Linked DNA regions of Homo sapiens: region 2 is linked to region 1. Evidence: chromatin loops called from intact Hi-C (ENCODE). Cell type or tissue: psoas muscle. All regions are shown on one strand. Each heading gives the region's core, and the rest is flanking DNA. Links, peaks and the distances in the headings are about the cores only.

Evidence for each region. Peaks named below come from ENCODE experiments on the same cell type or tissue, not always from the same donor. Only the 100,000 strongest peaks of a DNase experiment are listed, where the experiment ranks them.
Region 2: it touches region 1 in a loop (2.9-fold over the local background); 45 of 110 quality-filtered maps call a loop at or near these places.

Annotation. Positions count from the first base shown.
Region 1 is chr18:58,523,827-58,533,929 of GRCh38, reverse strand. ALPK2 (alpha kinase 2) reads left to right here. Exons shown (of 13, transcript NM_052947.4): 6 at 4,692-4,839; 7 at 9,868-9,995; 8 at 10,089-10,103. Among named protein-coding and RNA genes, the nearest start is that of ALPK2-AS1, 28 kb to the left of the region's middle. RefSeq lists a silencer at 7,783-7,862. In psoas muscle, for the core only: a CTCF peak has its summit at 3,997 (motif pointing left); a DNase peak (open chromatin) is centred at 3,979; H3K27ac peaks cover 906 bases.
Region 2 is chr18:59,064,936-59,075,038 of GRCh38, reverse strand. It overlaps the pseudogene OACYLP. Among named protein-coding and RNA genes, the nearest start is that of SEC11C, 70 kb to the left of the region's middle. RefSeq lists enhancers at 2,023-2,072, 2,083-2,202. In psoas muscle, for the core only: CTCF peaks have their summits at 4,418 (motif pointing right) and 6,966 (motif pointing right); a DNase peak (open chromatin) is centred at 4,438.

The sequences.
Region 1 (10,103 bases), core at 997-8,996:
CTCTCTTAACCTGAGTCCTTAGATTTTGAGGCTGGCGTTTGTTATTCCCATCCCATCAAATGGGTCCTAACCCCTGTTGCAGAAAGGTTTAAAGACAAAACTGCCTTCTGAAGAGTTTGGAAGTATCCAATCAGGTTATTAGTATCTATATTTTAAAGCATATTTAAAGAGAATGGCTCGGCATTGTGGCTCACACCTGTAATCCCAGCAATTTGGGAGGCCGAGGTAGGAGGATTGCTTAAGCCCAGGAGTTTGAGACCAGCCTGAGCAACATGGCGAAACCCCATCTCTACGAAAAATACAAAAAATTAGCTGGGTATGGTGGCGCACGTCTGTAGTCCCAGCTACTCTGCGGCTAAGGAGAATCACCTGACCCCAGAAAGTCGAGGCTACAGTGAGCTGTGATCACACCACCACACTCCAGCTGCACTCCAGCCTGGGCAACAGAGCAAGACCCTGTCTCAAAAAAAAAAAAAAAAATTAAATAGAATGAAGCAATGTTTCAAAAGCTCTCAAAATTGGTTTCAGCCCAGAGGCTGAATAGATTGCCTCTGGGGACCAGCCTCAACCCCCTTGTTTGGGGATAGGGGTTCCTTTGCAGGTAAAGGTAGACAAGCAAAACCACCTTTTTGGAATTCTTGCCTGTGACTTTTCAAGTTACCCATGGGTAAGAGGACTGTCCAGATAGGCAGTGTTGAAATCAATCGCCGTCAAAGACTTTGATTTCAGCTGCAGCACAACCTCGCCATTGCACTAAAGGCTGCAAAGACCGAGCATGCCGCCTTCTGGGAGCCACTGGTCTGAGCAAAGCAGGTAGATGCGAGGGCAGCCAGCCTTGTCCTGAGAGGGCCCTGCCGGAGACTACGGGGTAGAGACAACCAAAGACTTTTCCAGGCCAGACCACTGAAGGGTTGTTACTCATGCCACCCACAACACAGAGGCCATTAAGAGGCAAAGATTCAGTTAGAGATACTAGCGGGTGTTTGGGTCCATCTGGGGCAAGTTGTATCATGGTGGTTAGGGTATAGATTAGGAGTTATATTGCTTGGGTTCAAGTCTGGCCTCTGGCAGTACCTGGATAGCCCTGGGCAAATGCCTTAGCCTCTGGGTGCCTCACTTTCCCCACCTGTAAAATGGGGGTGCTAATGATAAGACTCCTCTCAGGTATAAAAATGCAAAGCAATTTGAATGGCACATGGCCTAACACAGCTCTCATGGTTGTTAGTTACTGTTTTTTTAAATTAGTGTTTTTAAATAAAAAATGAGGCAATGCTTATGCTCAGTATGCTTATGAAATAAATAGAGAGCTTAGTTCAGGCAAAAGATCATTGTGTCTGAGTTGATACCAACCTAGCATTAGGAGAAAGAGTGGTGCTGGCATCCACAGCTCCTCCTCTCTGAAAAACTCAGGGCCTCGGCCAGAAGGTAGGAGTCATCTGGTGACGGAGCAGGAGGGGGAGGTTCACCAGAGTTACCCTTGAGTCAGCAGGTAAATGGGAGTCCCAGGCAGGTTTTGCCCATGCCGGGGTAGGTTCTGACCCTGCAGTCCTTTCCCAGCTTCGGAGGAGTTGCCACTGGCGGCCAACCTCTCCCCTCTCGTGTGGGGATTTTCTTTGCAGAGAAAATTAGAACGGGTTTCTGGAACACTGGCACCCACTTTTCTTTAGGATCACAGCTCCCTGATCTAACTACAAACCAGCACTAGGTTATTGTACTGGAAGGGCCATCGACTGATGGGAAATAACTGCTTGACCAACATATTCATCCATTTATTAAGGACATGTTATTTTCCATGGTGACTTTGATAATGAATGCACTGAATATTTATCTAATATGAATCCACTGTGGGCACTAATCCATACGAATCAACACAGATGATGACAAGAGACAGGAAAAATAATTCTCTTCTGGCATTTACCTTTTGGAATGGCAGCATTCAGAGGGCCAGCCCTTGACAACAGCCTATTTTTTTTTTTTTTTTTTTTTTTTTTTTTGAGACGGAGCCTTGCTCTGTCACTAGGCTGGAGCACAGTGGTGCAATCTCGGCTCACTACAACCTCCACCTCCTGGTTCAAGCGATCCTCCAGCCTCAGCCTCCCGAGTAGCTGGGACTATAGGTGTGCACCACCATGCCCAGCTAATTTTTGTATATTTAGTAGAGACGGGGTTTCACCATGTTGGCCAGGATGGTCTAGATCTCTTGACCTTGTGATCTGCCCGCCTTGGCCTCCCAAAATGAGCCACCATGCCCGCATGCCCGTCCTTTTTTTTTTTTTTTTTTCAACTTATCACCTTCTAGTTGTTCGTTACGGTTTTCTAGCCGTGGGCCAATTCCTTTAAGAATCTACTCCACCATTGAGCACTCAAAGGTTTTTTATTTTGTTTTCTCAGTGTAAGCAACAGCAATTTCATTGCTTAAAAATAACAAAAGTTGCCACCAGGAAGACACCAGATTAGGAAGTTCTCCTTCCTTCTTGTGATGGCTTTTGTAAGATCCTGAGTCCTCGTCACTGCTTTCCGGCTGGTACACTTCAGACCCCTTGGCTGACATCTCGACTGTGCCCTACCCAGCAGTCTGGTACCCACCCTGCTATCCCCAAAGGAGCACAGATTTAATGCCTTCCCACCAGTTAACTGGTGGGGCGGGAGTTAGGATGAGGGGAGCAGTGACTTGGATCATTATAAAAGAAATAAACCCTAAGTAATGTTTTTAAAAAATTATTATTATTACTTTAGAGATAGGGTCTCACTCTGTCACTTAGGCTGGATTGCAGTGGCGAGATCATGGCTCACCGCAGCCTTGAACTCCTGTGCTCAACCGATCCTCCCACCTCAGCCTCCTAAGTAGCTAGGTCCACAGGCATGCGCACTGCACCTGGCTAATTTTTTTTTCTAGAGATGGGATCTTGCTATGTTGCCCAGGCTGGTCTCCAACTCCTGGCCTCAGGTGACCCTCCTGCCTCGGCCTCCAAAAGTGCTGGGATTACAGGTGTGAACCACCATGCCAGGCCTGAGTAATCGTTTTTGATGTCCAAAGCTTAGTACAACAGAAACTTTTTATTCACCGGGGACTTTACTACCGTTTTCCCTCAACACTAGCCCAACCTGCACACGGAAGAAAAAACTAGCTGCACTCCAGGTCTCCTTTGAGCTCGTTCAGCTGCACTTTCCACCTCTGTCTCACATAGTCAGGGGTCCTATCCAAAGCCCAAAGCCCCTCGGCTAAACAAGCTTCAAATCTCCCACAGACCATCCATCATTCAGTTCTGCTGCCCATTTCATGCCCTTCCCGCCATCCTCCAATTTTCCTTGTGTTCGGTACAACAGGTTCTGGCAGGCTTAGGAATATTTAGGTGTCCCCACATCACCCATGAAGCCGGCCACTGCATGGTGTTGGAAAGACCCTCTAGGAAATGGCCCAGATGAGGAGGTGGGCTTGGTCGAGACCTGGACCAAGAGTTTGACATTGTGAACCTGAACACGGTCTCAGCTTGGGCAGGAACCAGCAGGCCCAAATGCACTGATGCGGGTTTGCCATCAATACGTACTTGTTACATTTTCTCTCTCTCTCAATTATCCACTTGGCTCCCAGGATACTGTTAGCAGTCTTGGTTACTCTCTGGTTGAAAGATTTGCTACCCAACAGGCCCATTATCACTTCCAGGGTAGAGAATTAGCTTTTAAATATGCATTCTGTCATCCTAGCATCTGCTGGTGCCAAGGAGAGATGAGAAGCACCTTGAATTCATGGATATTTTCACCGTAGTATAATTTGAGGCAGTGGAGCAAAGTCTCAGTATTGGTGATCTTGGTTTGGCTACGGATTACATATGTTTTATACTGATGTACTTTTTTGTGTTACCAACGCTGTGGAGTTATGCTACTTAATTTGTGATAGACTCACACATCTGCAGTAATCTCATTTCCTACCCAATTGTTACGACCACTCGGGACAGGGGCCTCATCCTTGTCTTGTTCTAATGTCTAGGCTGCCGCCCAGTGGCTGCCCTAGCTAATTACACATTAGCATGCTAATTGTTCCTCACTGATATTGATACTGAGGTGATATTTCAAAGGTCTCAGCCCAACCAGTGGGAATTGTTTCCTTATTGCTTCTATTCTCTTTTGCTAATGAGGTTGATATCAGACATCACTCCAATCTACTAGGTTATCTTCAGCAAAGACAAGTGTGATAAAAGGGAAAAGATGAATATTATTCAGCCAATAACCTATTGTTGAGGTGTCTTTTACATTTTGGGGGCTTAGCCGTAGTTTTTTGGATAATCCAGATTTTATTCTACTCCCTAATTCCTAGCTCTGATTTCGACCTGGATGATCTGGTAATCATTTAAAAACATCTTTATTTGGATGAGATCCTATAGAATAGATATCTAAAATCCTCCCACCTCTCATCCCCTTTAGAAAAAATCTCTCAAGTTCTATTTCACTTTAAGCATTACAGGCTGCACCTAAAGAATTTTAAGTAATGGAAGTGAGCATTTTCTATTAGATTGATTTGTAAATTTTCCGACTATTTAGGCAAGCCACCTCTCCCCTCAGAGACTCAATTCTCACTTCCATAATTGGGGATAATAATTAATATTCCTGTCTCTCAGGATTGTTATGAGAATTAAATGGTATGAAATGGGAAAGTCTTTTGTTACACTGACCTTCAAATATCTTGTTTCTAGCTCCAGTATTACTGAAAAAGATCCAAGCTGAGATGTTCCCTGAACACTCTGGAAATGTAAAATTAAGCTGCCAATTTGCAGAAATTCATGAAGATTCTACTATCTGCTGGACAAAAGATTCAAAGTCCATAGCCCAAGTGCAGAGAAGGTGCGATGTTTTTCCCTGGTTACTTTTCACAGTTGTTGCTTGTTTATTTCACAACATGGTTGTAAAAAAGAAAAAAGAATAAATTATAGGACGTGAAAAGGAAAATTGAAGCAGAGATTCCACATCCACAATATTAAAAAAGACTAAATATCGGAAGACAAGTGTCTGGATGGGGAAAATGATGGAGGATTCTTGCCCAGGTTTTGCCAGAATTGAGTTCTGGGGTTTTGGGAAGTCACACAACCTTTCACTACATTTTTTAAATCAGGGGAAGGAACATGTCAAATGATATTCTAGTCTGAGGTTCTGTGGTCCTAAGATTAAAGAGCTCTCATCTGTATGTCTGTGAATTTAACTTGGGTGTGTTTTCTGTTTCATAAATTCCCAGTAATCTGATAAAGGTCAAACAAAGCTAAGGAGATGAATAAAAACAACAACAACAGCAATCTATGAGGTTACAGAAAAGTAACAGCTATTGAGGGTGACCAGCAGCCATCACTAAGATGGGAAAACCTGTTTATTTCTGGGTCCCTATGATTTTTATTTTTATTTTTGAGACAAGGTGCTACTCCCATCTCCCAGGCTGGAGTATAGTGGTGCAATCACGGCTCACTGCAGCCTCCACCTCCTGGGCTTAAGTGATCCTCCCACCTCAGCCTCCCGAGTACCTAGGATTACTGGAGCACACCACCATGCTTGGCTAATTTTCTTTTGTATTTTTAGTAGAGACAGGGTTTTGCCACATTGCCCAGGCTGGTCTTGAACTCCTGGCCTCAAGTGATCCACCTGCCTCAGCCTCCCAAAGTGCTGGGATTACAGGAGTGACCCACTGCGTCCAGCCATGTCCTTAAGATAATAAAGGAGAGAAGAATGAGGAGGCAAGAGATGAGCGTGAGAATCATTGCCAAGAATATCCCCTGTGGAATAAACCTGATTACTGGCTTCCTTAAGCAGCTTTTCTTGGCAATAAATGCTTGTTCAAGTGAACTGATGAATTCAAGCTTCATCTGACACAATCTAGAAACAAATCACCTGGTTCAAAAGTCAACCCTCTGCCAAAGGGTTCCCAGTTTAGCTCCCTAAGAAATGGGAGGGGTTCCAATCCCCTTAATTTTGTCACCAGTAGACTGAAAAAGTGAGAAAATCTGAGTTTTCTGTTTAATTAAATCATATATGTCTGCTTGGAACATATGTCTGGAAACTATTTCTCAAATGTAATCATGGAATACTTGAGCTATGATTTCATTTCTACTAACATCACTCCAGAGCATCTAACTGGATTGTAATTGATAGCATAACCACTTTGCCTAAAATGTCACCATTACCCTGCCTGTCTTAGGTATGGCTTAAGAATTATTATAAAGGAAAAGAAATGGTTTGCTTTTTAAGTCAAGGAGGTTCCCTAGAGCTTCACTTAAAAAGGTACTAATTATTCATTTTAAATTATTTTCTGAAGCTGTCAGCCAAGAGCAATTAACCAGTATTTTCACTGTTTTTCCATTCATCAGCCTTGCTCTGAGCTCAGAATTACCACTTGAATATTTGCGGGTCCCTTTTCCATTTGATGTGTATTTACGATAAACCTAACCTTCCCCTGGGGAGCATATGTCATTAGTAAGCATTCTACTTACTGATGACGCGTGGCTAAGGCCTTTGATTCCTAGTGATGTTTGCTTCATTTCTCCTTGGTGACAGTGTCTGGCTTAGTTGAACCCATTTGCTTTCTCCATGCTAACACTTGAGAATATTTAAGAGTTATAATTCATTTGTTTATTGAGAGATCATTTATATTATTTCAAGTGGGTTTTCAAATGTTTGCTAATTTCTCTCATGCCTACTTCCAGTCCAGCGTTTCCCTTCATTTGTGCCTCCATGAAATATGTCACTGTCTTGTATCATTTTCAAAGAGTTGAAATCTCTCAAATATAATATGAACGTGGAGCAAAGGTCTTCTTGAACTTACTAAATCATGAGGGAACCTGTACAATGGCAAGAGTTGTTCAAAGGAGCATTTGAGGAATGAAGATTTAGATAGTCCATCAGGCAAAGGAATGCGGAAATACATTTTGAAATAGATATAAAACTGGTTAATGTTTGACAGGTAATAAACTTTGGGAGTTATCTTTTCTACTGCACAGAAACCTAAAAGTTAACCTGTAACTTAAAGTGTCTGAGTGGGTTCTGTGTAAATGGGAAATAGCAAAGCATTCTCTTTCACTAGATCATCCTCAATGATCCTGTTGAACAATGACTGTGATCCTCTTCCTTTGTCCGCAAGTTTTGGGTACTTTCCTTAACAGGCTAAAGCGTGGAAATTAGGTGTCAGAAGACTTTCTTGTGGGTAGGGCAAGACTAATATACTTCGAAGAAACCAAGAAGAAGAAAGTGGTAGCTTGGTTTGAGTCTCTGTGTAGCAGTGGCATGTCTTGGCTTCATGGAGACCTCAAGGTGGCACCCTCTGGTGCTATTTGGCCATCAGTACCTTCTTGGTAACCAGGAACCCATTCTCCACTCTGGGGAGAGAGGTCCTTCTGAGTTCCCTGGGCTTTTGAAAGGGCAGCTGTCCACGTAGAGCGGCCCTACTGATAGCTGAGCAAGGTCATGGAGCACAGGTCATGTTGTTCCCGCTGGGAACCAGTGGATGAGGAGCTGGCTGCTGGGATGGGAGGATCTCCTTGGATGGCCCTGGGAGAAACAACCCGAGGACTTCTCAGCCCAGACTGAGTGGTGGGTGGGGGTGCTGCCAAGCCCTGGCTCCTTAGGGCTGGTGATGGATGATGGGATCTCTCAGAGAAGTCCCCATGCTAAGTACCCTCTCCCTGCAGCCAACTTCACTCTTTGTGTTCTTCTGATCACACTCTGGACATGGGCTTCTTTTGCATTTGTCTGCACAGCTAATCACCACTGCTGTTCTGCTGTCTGTAGCCATTTCCTAAGGTAAAAAGATTTGTCCCTTACAGGGTAAGAGGATATGAAACTGAACTTACCCTCTTGGTTAAAAAAGGCACAAGATCACTTGTTACTGCTTTCTACAGCTGTATTGGTATTTTCTGTTTGTCCATTTCCTCCCAGACTAGAAGACCCTCAAGGGCAAGGACTGTGCCTTTTTTTTTTTTTTTTTTTCTTTTTCATCATTGAATCCCCCAGTACTAAGCACAGAGCAGATACTCCACAAATGTTGGATAGAACTCTTTGGGACTTCCGAGGTAGTTTTGTATCATGGAGAAAGCACACTAATACTACTGTTCCCCACTAATACTACTGCTCACCACGAAGTAATGACTCGTGACCACGCTCAAGACTGGGCTTTTCGCTGAAGCTTCACACGCCGGTGTCATGACACGTTACTCCTCATGACACATCTGAGCGGTGATCTTGCTCATTCTGCTTTCACAGAGGAGGAAATTGAGGGTGACAGGCTACATAGCACACCTGAGGTCGGCCTCAGGGTTGGGATCCAGACCTTTCTGACTCCTACATGTATTCCTTCTAGAAGAAAGCCTTGGGTGGGGACCATGGGCCAAGCCAGGAAAAACGGTCTTCGTGGTTCTGGGCCAAGTATCAGAGAATTTCTAGGCTGGAAGGAAGATGTTCACAGGACAGTTCTAGTTCAGCCCCCAGCCCTTCGGGTAGCCCTTGCCTTCCCCTTTCAATGACAGAAAGGCTGTGCCAATCCTAGAGCCTTGGAGAAGGACTTTCCACAAGCCTCCTCTGTGGCCCACTCTGTGTTTTACTGCCCTGTCCGGAAGTCTTCCCCTTATAACTGGACTTGTTCACATCCAGTTTTAACCATACAGTGGGATATGTTCAGAGACCCCAGGAATGAAGGAAGTAGAATGGTTTAGTGAACTTTGTTTTAAGCCACTGGTATATTCCAGGGAAGGAATGTATATATTGGAGGCTTGAAGTCTATTGAAAAACCAACCAATAATGAACACTGTTTTTGAACATGCAACTGAGACAAACTCAAGCTAGGTGAATTTTTGTTGTTAAACTATGAAACGAACCCAAGCTAAAATGTACACCACACACATGTATACACATACATACACAGAATCTTGGTGAATGTTTAAACAAAGTTCATTTTAAAGAACAAAACCAGAACAACGTCTGAATATCCTTTTTTTTTTTTTTTTTTTGCTGTAGAGTAAGTTTTTTGTTTGAGACTTTGGAATAAATATGTGGCTCTCCCTATGTTTCAAATTATCCCAGACTTGAGGGCGGGAACCATAATTTACTTGGGGAGGCAGCTTAATGAAGTCAAAATCATTTGCTTAAATTTTTCTATGCCTCAGTTTCCTCATCTGCAAACTGAGAATAGTAAACATAGTTCTCTCATTAGGTTGTTCTGAGGGCATCATGAAATTGATCTTTATGTGATTTGGCACAATGCCTGGTACATACCAAATGCTCAGTGCACATTAGCTATTGGCATCATCATCACTGTCATCATCACCACCAATATGACCACCACCACCAGTTTTAGTTTTCATAGCACAGTGACCGGAACTTAATAATTTTGGGTGAGTGAATGGTTCGATGGTTGGTACCTCACTAGGGGAGTACAGGACACTATTACAAAGGGGCCCTCAGTCACGAATCCTTATGTAGCATAAAGCTAAGAACCCCGTTTTCTCTTGTCCCTTATTGTATCTGTATAAGTTTGGGTTTGGAGTTATCAGACTTTCCTTCAAGCACAGGACACCCGGATTAGTCACATAATTGAGCTGAATTCTGAGCAGAAATGTTAACAACAGCTCCCAGAATTCACAATTTCAATTCTTTGCTCTACTCATGGCAGTTAAACCTACTGCTTATTGGAGTGAGCGTGTTAGCCAAAATGTAATGACTCTCCTCTGTGGATAAATCAATTATTTAAACAGCTGATCGTGATTTTGCCCTTTGGGCAGCTCACTGGCTGAAAACATGTGAGCAGGGAAGTCTTAGCTTCTTTCTCCTTAAGTATATTAGGAAAAAATGCAACTGTAGAATGATGAAGTGTGTCAATGTGAATATTCCTCATTGCAGTGCAGGGGACAACTCCACTGTTTCCTTTGCCATCGTGCAAGCCAGTCCGAAGGACCAGGGACTCTATTACTGCTGCATCAAGAACAGCTACGGAAAAGTGACTGCTGAATTTAACCTCACAGCTGAAGGTAAACCACAGTTTTCAATGAAAAACCACTGGCCCCTGCCCGTTCACAATGGACATCTGTACTGAAGCCATTCTCTGCTTTGTCTTCTTCTAGTTCTCAAACAGCTGT
Region 2 (10,103 bases), core at 1,337-9,336, 540 kb before region 1:
AATAAAAAACTGGGCAAAGGATATGGTAGGCAGTCTGTGAAGAGGAAACTCTGAATGGCCAATACACTTGGAAACTGGTCAACCCCATTAGTAGATAGGAAATGCAAATTGAAATGATCACATCCTACCTTACACTCATCAGAGGCAGTAAATGAACAGGTTAATAGTACCAAGTATTGGGGAGCAGGCACTGAAGTGATAGTATCTACTCCCATACACCACCAGTAGAGGCATAGATTGGTAAAAATCGCTTTAGAAAACTGTCTAGCATTATCAGGTAAGATTGACTCTGCCATTACTCTCCTGAACACATACCCCAAAAAACTAACACATCTCAACAAGGAAACACCATCAAAGGGTGTTTACAATAATGTTTGCAATACTGAAAAACGAAACAGACCAAGTATCTACCAACTGGGGAATGGATAAACATTTAAGATACACGTGCACATGATAGAATATCATTAGCATTAAAAATTAATGGACTATATAACTATGTGTAATGGGAAAATCATATTTTAAAGGGTAGTACAGCATGGACCCAATTATATAAAGCTTAAAAACAAAGAGTATACCATTTATAGACACATGCATATTGGTTAAAAAAATGGGTGAAACTTGGATAAAAGGGAGGAAGTAAATGGGATACAGGGAGGTCTACAATTGAGTTTACAATGTTTTATTTTTTAAACAAACAAAAAGAACATCTGAAGGAAAAATGGCAAAATGTCAACCTGTGTTTAATTGGGATTGTGGATATATGCGGTATGAATTGTTTCATTCTCTAGACTTGTTTGAAATTTTTAGTTTTTTAAATTAAACATTTAAAAATAAATACATCTAGAAAAGGCAAAACTATAGGGATTGAAAACAGATAGGTGATTGCCAAGGGCCAGGGATGGAGGTAGGTGTTGACTACAGAGGGGCCCCAGGAATTTTCAGGAGTTATGGAACTGTTCTATATCCTGCTTATGGTGGTGGTTATACAACTCTATTCATTTGTCAAAACTCACAGACATGTATACTTCTTAAAAGGTAAATTTTATTGTATGAAAATTATACATCAATGAAAAAACAAAAATGAAAAAATATCTGCTAATAATGGTAGGAACAAAAGGTGCAGAATTAGACATTAATTATTTTAAGTTTCTTACCTAACAAAAAGGAAATACTATATAAAATTGAATTGTTACTTGGAAGCATATATCAATGCATTCCTAGGTATAATCAATACATTTTAAAAATTCAATCAACATTTGAATTAATAATAATAAATGCATTTATATCACAGAATCTGCTGAAATACCCAGCACTTTACCCCTTTCTTTTTTTTTTTTTTTTTTTTTTTGAGATGGAGTCTGGCCCTGTTGCCCAGGCTGGAGTGCAGTGGCACAATCTTGGCTCACTGCAAGCTCCGCCTCCCGGGCTCACGCCATTCTCCTGCCTCAGCCTCCCGAGTAACTGGGACTACAGGCACCCGCCACTACGCCCGGCTAATTTTTGTATTTTTAGTAGAGACGGGGTTTCATCGTGTTAGCCAGGATGGTCTCGATCTCCTGACCTCGTGATCCGCCCGCCTCGGCCTCCCAAAGTTCTGGGATTACAGGCGTGAGCCACCGCGCCCGGCCTACCCCTTTCTTAAACGAGAGCAAAATGCAACTTCAGCTCATTCTCCCTGCTCTGGGTGCTGGAACAGCACAAGATTTCTGACATTCATATTAATATTCTTGACATTCTTATAATAAGTAGCTGTCAGAAATATTTGGTTATTAACTGAATGACTGAGTCAATAACCAAATGAGTGAAAGAAGGAAGAATCACTTCTCTGTCTTAACATCCTGTTTCTATTTTACTGGGGCAAGATCTCTTACCTCTACAAGGATAGTGATAGTTTCATTAAGTTTTCTTCTCTCTGCATAATCTCCTCTCTCAAAATTCCTTTGTTCTGTGGAATCCTTTTAGTCTTACCCCTTCCAGATGTCAAAGGCTTTTCCCAGGCTTGTGGTAACCCTGGTTGTGCTCATGATTAAGGGTGAGGGACTTAGAAGCTGACTGGAAGCTTTGAGTCAGGGTGACCAACACTGAGGGGTGTCCCAGAACGTGGGAGTTTCAGCACCAAAACCAAAAAAGTCACAGGTAAGCCAGGCTGAGTCGATCACCCTACTCTGAGCCCATGGTGTGAGCTTCACTGGAGGGGATCTGGCTGGGACTTTTCTGGAAGAGCCTTTAATGTCAATATTTTTAGGGATTTCATCTTGGGCCAGTCAGAATCCCCAAAGAAGCAGCTGCCAACCTTCTGCCTGGAGGGTCAAGGCCTGTCTGGCAGGGATCGGGCAGCCTCCAGGATGCGGTATTCACACAGCCCTCACTCTTCTGTAGAATCCCCATCCTCCTGGCTTCCCTCAGCCTAGACATCCTGCTCTGTCCGCCTCTGAGCATCAAGCTTGTCCTTCTTCACATTTACAGATCTAGAAGCGTGACAAGGCTGAAGGTGGTAAAGACAAGGACTTTCTCCATGATGTCCGTCCCCCTCTTCAGCCATGCCCATCTTTCCCAGAAGTCCCCAGGGCACTTCTCCTTGTGTGTCATTGGTCAGAGCTGGGTCACATACCCAAACCCGCACCAGTCACTGGCAAAGAAAAAGAGGAGGCACATTATTGGTTTCTACCAAATATGATGATTTCCCTTGGTATGGGCACCTTGATAAGGGAACAACATCAGGGTTTGTGTAGTGAAAGAGGAAGGGGTGTAAATGTGAGTAGGCCACCAAAAGAGGCCGCCTCTCAGCATATACAAGCAGTATTGATTTAAATCCCACTTGGGGTCTAGGGACTAAAGTTCTAAAGGCTTCTCGTCCCTTCAAGGACCCTGGGGCCTCTCAACTTTGAGCTTTACTAGAAGTGTTACCAGCGGAGGGTGTCCAGGTTCTTGGTGTTTTGAACAAAGAATTGAACAAAATGCACAAACAAAGCAAGGAAAGAATGAAGCAACAAAAGCAGCGATTTATTGAAAATGAATGTAGACACCCCAAGGTGGGAGTGGCCTGAGCATAGGGCCTCAAGAGCCCCTTTACAGAATTTTCTGGGGTTTAAATACCTGCTCTAGGTATTTAAAATCCTAGTTCTTTGGGAGGCTGAGGGAGAAGAATCCCTTGAGGCCAGGAGTTGGAGACCAGCCTAGGCAACATAGTAAGACCCCATCTCTACCAAGAACTTAAAAAAATTAGCTGGGAGGTCAGGTGCGGTTGTTCACAACCTGTAATCCTAGCACTTTGGGAGGCCGAGGCGGGTGGATTGCTTGAGCCCAGGAGTTCGAGACCAGTCTGAGCAACATGACGAAACCCCATCTCTACAAAAAATACCAAAATTAGCCAGGCATGGTGGCACATGCCTGTAATCCTAGCTACTTGGGAGGCTGAGGCAGAAGGATTGCTTGAACCTGGGAAGCAGAGGTTGCAGTGAGCTGTGATCACACCACTACACTCCAGCACTCCAGCCTGGGCAACAGAGCCAGACCTTGTCTCAAAAAAAAAAAAAAAAAAAAAAAATTAGCTGGGTATGGCAGCACACACCTATAGGCCCAACTACTTGGGAGGCGGAGGCAGGAGGATCACTTGAGCCCAGGAGTTTGAGGCTGCAGTGTGATATTGCACTGCACCCCAGCCTGGGCAACAGAGCGAGACTCTGTCTCTAAAACAATAAAAATGAAAATAGAGAAAAAGCATGAGGTTCCATGGACCCATCACCCAGCTTCAAACATTAACCACATAGCCAGTCTTATTTCATCTATGCCAGTTCCACCCAATATTGTTTTGAGGCAAATATCAGATTTTATATCATTTTGTTCATAAATATTTTAGTATGCAACTAAAAGATAAGAGATATAAATGTATGTATATATATGTAGTAATATATAACTACAATACCATTATTACATAAAAAGTGCAATCAGCCCTTAATATCATCAAATCACCTAATCAGTATTTAAATTTCCAGGCTTATAAACATCATAATACTTTTTTACAATTTGTTTCAGAATCCAAATAAGGTATACACAATCTATAAATCTTAAACTTCCGGGGAATTCTAGATTGAAACAAACCCAGAACAAAACTGGATTTCTCTAACCCTGCCTTATGTTATATAAAATTACAACAGCAGGAGGGTTGGGTTTTTTCCCTTATAAAAAAGTCTTTCCAATGCTGTGTCAGTCATTAGCTAGTTACTTCCACGGGTCCCAGATTTCTGGCCTCATAACTGGAAGCATTTGGCAATTTGGCTGCAGAACGATGTTGGCATGTGAGTCATCTCCCACCGAAGTCCACCCATGTGGCAGTGTTACCCTGAAAATGCCACTGGTCCTCAACAGCTCCTTGGAGGCCTAACGAAGTGAGAGGGTTCAGGTGCCAAAGAAGCCACCAGGGGGCTCCCGAGGAACTCGATGAACTTCGGCGTTCACTGAAAAGCCAATTAGGCTGCCTTCTCACAGCGCGGCTGTTGAGCCTTGGCGCCCCACTCCCTCAGGTTGGCTTCTTCAGCAGAGGGACCAGACCTCAGGGAGATGAGGTCTCTCATCTCATCATCCTCAGGGAGATGATCCCCGTGGCTGGCTGGCAAGGCCAAGGTTAGCTGTCCGTGGCCATCAGAGTGTGTGAAACGTTCAGCCTTCCCCTCCCCACCCACATTGGTCATCTTTGCAAACGCACTGGACAGCAAAGAGCATCCTCAGATGTGGCGCATCCCACGCTAATAAGGACCTTGTAGCCTGCGGTTGTTAATACTTTAATGAGTAAGTACACAAAGAGCTTTATTATAAGCGATGGAATGGACTTAATTAATCCATAACTGTAGACAGTTAATGCATAATTATACACCTAGAAAAAACACACATCCGAGAGCCTGGATCCTAGCATCTCTGTTTGGCCTTGCGAGTCTCTCCTCATCTCTAGGTCTCATCGCTGCAAATTGAGGGGGTTGGGCTGGAAACCACTGGCTGAGGTCTCTTCCTTCTCTGTTAGTTTTTGTTGAGGCCCTATGTTGGTGCATAGGGATATCCATCTATCTAGGGCTGCTGTGACAAAGTACCAAAAACTGGGTGGCTTGAAACAACAGACATGAATTATCTCACAGTTCTGGAGGCCAGAAGTCCAAAATCGAGGTGTCCCACGGGGCCATGCTTTCTCGGGCAGCTCCAGGGCAGACTCTGTCCTTACCTCCCCCGGTTTCTGGGGTTTGCCTTGGTGTTCCTGGGTTTGCACATGACTGTCTTCTCCCTGGGTCTTCACATCGTCTTCCCTGTGTGTATGCCTGTCTCCGTGACCAAACTTCTGCTTATTATAAGGACACCAGTCATACTGGATTAGAATCTCCATCCCCAGTGACCTCGTTGGACTTCATTATCTCTATAAAGACCCTGGCTCCAAATAAGGCCACATTCTGAGGGAATGGGAGTTAGGACTTCAACAGAGCTTTTGGGGGAGGGGATACAATTCAGTCCAAAACAGGGACTATGGTGAAGAATAGGTGATATTTGAAAGGCCCTATAATGACAGACCCATGAAGTATGCATGCTAGCGGGTCATACCACTGAGGTTCTAGGATAAAGTTACAAGTCTGCAAAGACGCCATAATAACACATAAACAATTCTGTCGTGGGAAAGTGCATACTGCATGTTGTAATTTTACAGAGAAAAGTGAAGAGCATAACCCAAATGAGCTTCATAACCCAAATTACATTAAATGCACGACATTTAATCATTTCCTGTGATCATTGATACAGACAATCAAATGGAGTTTAAACCAAAAAGAAATCCAGTTTCTGTTGTTGTTGTTGTTGTTGTTTGCTAAAATGGTACAACAGAAGTTTATTATTGTGCTACTAAAAATTTAGAGAACTCTCTTACATCATAAGAACTAAGAACTCTTTCACATATTAAATGCAAAGAAAATGTATATATTAAACTTTCACAAAATGAGATTCACACCCCTTCTCGGGAATACAAGCATTCATCACCTAGATAAGGCCACCTCATCTTTGCTCGTCATTACCAACAAGGCCCATCCATTCTTTTGTGTTTTAACCAGAACATTCATGGCCCAGCAGGTGCTGCTTCAGTTCCTGACATGGTTTCTCAATGAACAGCGTCAGGGCCAGCCCAGTGACGAAGGTCAGCACACGGTGTCCAGAGAAAAGATAGAACTGGAGAGAAAGTGGGCAGGGTGAACACAGTTTTACTCTGGGATTCCTATTGTGTTCAGATCTAAAGTGTACCATCCTAGCTCTATGAAATGCATCTGTAGGACAATCAGTGCTACATATTAAAAATAAAATAAATAAAATAAAAGATATTATCCTGTGCTGAAGCCCTCCCTCTTTCTGCCACAAATAAAGCAAAGAACAATGAAGCTCTTAAAAAAAAAAAAGACTTCCACGAAAGCAAATAGGTTGCCTTGTTGCTCAAGAAGAGAACAAGCTATGATACCATAACCTACCGTAACAGAACTAGGAGCTGCGTGCTAACTCACCATGTTGGTGTCAGTGTGGTGAATAAGTGTTTCCTGAAGGCCATTGTAAAGGATGATCAGAATCGGATGCACCAAGTAGCGAGCATAACTGATGCTGGACAGGAAACTCCAGATGTCCCAAGAAAGCACACGGTTCACCAGACCTGGAGGGAACAAGCACTGATGCATGAAGCCACAGCCTGTCTCTGGGCCAGTGAAGATGCCCATCATCCCATCGATGCTCCCATTGCATTCTGTGCCTAAGTCTGTGAACTTTTCCTAAGAAAGTCTTTATGCGTTATCATTTTAAGACAATGTACCAAACCAAAAACCACCTTTCTGTTGCAAGAATTATGATAACACAAGAGAGATACATGGTTTCAGCCCCTGAGCATAAAACATTGCATGTATAAAACAAGGTAAAAATTCCTCATATTCACCTGGGTTCTGGATCAAGATGCAGCCACAGGGGGGCGTTGGGATAAGGCATTTAACATTGCCAGGCCTCAAACTCTTCTGTCAGTGAGAGGCTTGCATTTGTAGGTGCCTTTCAGGACAAATATTCTGTAACTTGGTATATATTCTAGAACTGTGTTGTCCCAGACAATAGCCCCTAGCCACTTGTGGCTATTTAACTTAATTAAAATTAAATGCAATGAAAACTTCCTTTCTGAATAGGACTTATTGCTATCTCTAGTGAGTTGCATAGTGATCTTTCAAAAGATATGTCCACCCAGAACCTCAGAATGTAACCTTATTTGGAATAAGGGTCTTTGCAGATGTCATTAAGAGAAAGAACTAGAGATGAGATCATCCTGGATTAGGGTGGACCCTAAACCCAATGACAAATGTCCTTATAAGAGACAGAAAAGGAGACACAAATGCAGAGGAGAGACACAAGGAAGAGAACCATGTGATGACGAAGACAGAGACTGGAGTGAAGAGTCCATGAGCCAAGGAATGCCAAGGCTTGCCAGCAGCTACCAGAGGCTAGGAGAGGGGATGGGACAGATTCTCCCTCAGAAAATCCAGATGGAACCAACCCTGCTGACACTTCGATTTTGAACAGCTAGCCTCCAGAACTGTGAGAGAAAAAAATTTCTGTTGTTTTAAGCCACAGATATAAAATATAACTTCTGTTTCTCCTTTGCACAAGCCTCATTAAAAGTGCTCAGTAGTGAATCACAATTTGCTCAGGATAAATCTTTGGAGCCTTCCCAGACTCCTTTCATTCCAGACTCCATAGAGTGCTTCCAAAAATATGTCTCAAATCAGACCATTGCTCCTCACCTCCATGGCTAACACCCTCGTGAATCTTCCATCACCTCCTGCGTGGGCCTCCATGGTAGCTTCCCAGTGGATCTGTTGGTCTCTGCTCTTGTTCTTGCCACCTTATAGTCCCCACACCACATCCAGAGTAATCTTTTAAAATCACATATCAGGGAGAAATGGGGAAGGGGGAGATATTGATCAAAGCGTACAAAGTTTCAGTTAAACCGATGGAGTAAGTTTTAGTGATCTATTGCACTGCATAGTGACCACAGTTAATAATAATGTACTGGATATTTTTCAATGGCTAAAAGAAAAGATTCTTAACATTCTTACCACAAAAAAGAGATAACTTGGTGAAGTGATGCCTATGTTAATTAACTTGATTTCATCTTTCTACTAGGTATACATATACCAAAACATCACATTGTACCCCATAAATACAGTTATTATTTGTCCATTTGAAAATAAATTTTACAAATCCACAAATCAAATCATGGGCTATGATCTGAGTGTTTACATTCCCCCAAAATTCATATGTTGAGATCCTAATCCCCAAGGTGTTAGTATCAAGAGGTGGAGTCTTTGGAGAGGCAATTAGTTCACGAGGGCTGGGCCTTCAGGAATGGTATCAGTGCTCTTATAAAAGCGACCCCAGAGAGACAGCCCTACCCTTCCGCCATGTGAGGACACATCTAGAAAGTTCCAGCTAAGAACCAGAAAGCAGGCCTTCACCAAACACTAAATCTGCTGGTGCCTTGATCTTAGACCTCCCAGCTCCAGAACTGTGAGATATAAATTTCTGTTGTTTTTAAGCCACCTCATTTATGGGGCTTTATTTTTGTTATAGTAGCTGAAATGGACTAAGACTTCATGTGATGTGGCATTTAAAATAAAATCCAAACTCTTCCCATGGCCTTGAAAGCTCTGCCTAACCTGGGTCCTACCCTCCTCTCTGAGTTCCCTTCCCACCTCTCTCTCCCCCTTGACCCTTGGTTCCTATCTCACTGGTCATTTTGCTCTTCCTCCAAGCCACTAAGCTCGTTCCAGTCTAGAGACCTCTGCCTTCACATTCCATCTGCCCAGAATGCTTTCATACCACATCTTTGCAAATGTACCCCTAGTCCAGTTAGTTACCCACTAATCCCTGCTTTATCTTTATTCACTATATTTAAACTTCCCCCGACCCTACTGTAATCTCTCGCAAGGGAAGGATTTTTCTTGTCTATTGCTGTATCCCCAGATTCTAGAACAGTACCTGGCATAGAATAAGCATTCAAGAAGTATTTTATGTAATTAAGTGAATAAACACAGATGGACTTACAGACAAAAGACGCTTTTCCCCCAAGTGAAGGCTATAAAAGGTAAACCACAGTTTCACTGTAGAACAAAACAAAGTAATTGTAGAAGAATGAAGTCAGCAAAGAATCCATGCTCACGCAGATAAGCCAAACACAAAAGAACGCGCCCTAAAGCAAACAATACTGTGTTCATATTATGAGCCACAGGTGATTCCAGCAACTGTTCATCATATCATATTAATGTTGCTAATGCAGATTTTATTGGTTTTATAGTTTTATGATTACTTCATAAATTTGTTTTGGCTTTCTGAATGCATGTGCTATAAACATAAAATTTTGTATCTAGGTTTATGTTTGTTCATGTTTAGGCAAAATTGGACCAAAAATAAGAGCAGATAGTCAGGGTAACTTGAATCTATGTTCCCAGGAAAAAAAAAGCATTGAAAAAATAAGAATAAAAATAAGTTGAGCCAACACCAAGAATCCAAAATAATTCTTATTTCTTTAGAATAGGCCCACATATACTTAAGTTTGAGGACGAAAGCTGTAGGTGACAGACCACCACTGAAGGGCTTTAACTGAAGGAGTAATGTGGTCAGATGACTCTGGCAGCTCAACAGAAGACAACTTTGAGCATAACAAGACCAGCATGGTCAACATTGCTACCAAGCAAAGATGGTTAAATATTCATTGAATCATCAAGATCCTTTCTAGTCCTGAAAGTCTCAACTAAACATTTCTTCTTATTCAAACTCTTATTTTTTTCTAAAGATCATCAGCTAGACACTTTTTTATTTTTCGAGACAGGGTGTCACTCTATTGCCCAGGCTAGAGTACAGTGGCCTGATCTCGGCTCACTGCAACCTCCGCTTCCCAGGTTCAAGCAATTCTCCTGCCTCAGCATCCCAAGAAGCTGAGATTACAAATGCGCACCAGCATGCCCAGCTAATTTTTGTATTTTTAGTAGAGACAGGGTTTTGCCTTGTTGCCCAGGCTGGTCTTGAAATCCTGGGCTCAAGCGATCCACCTG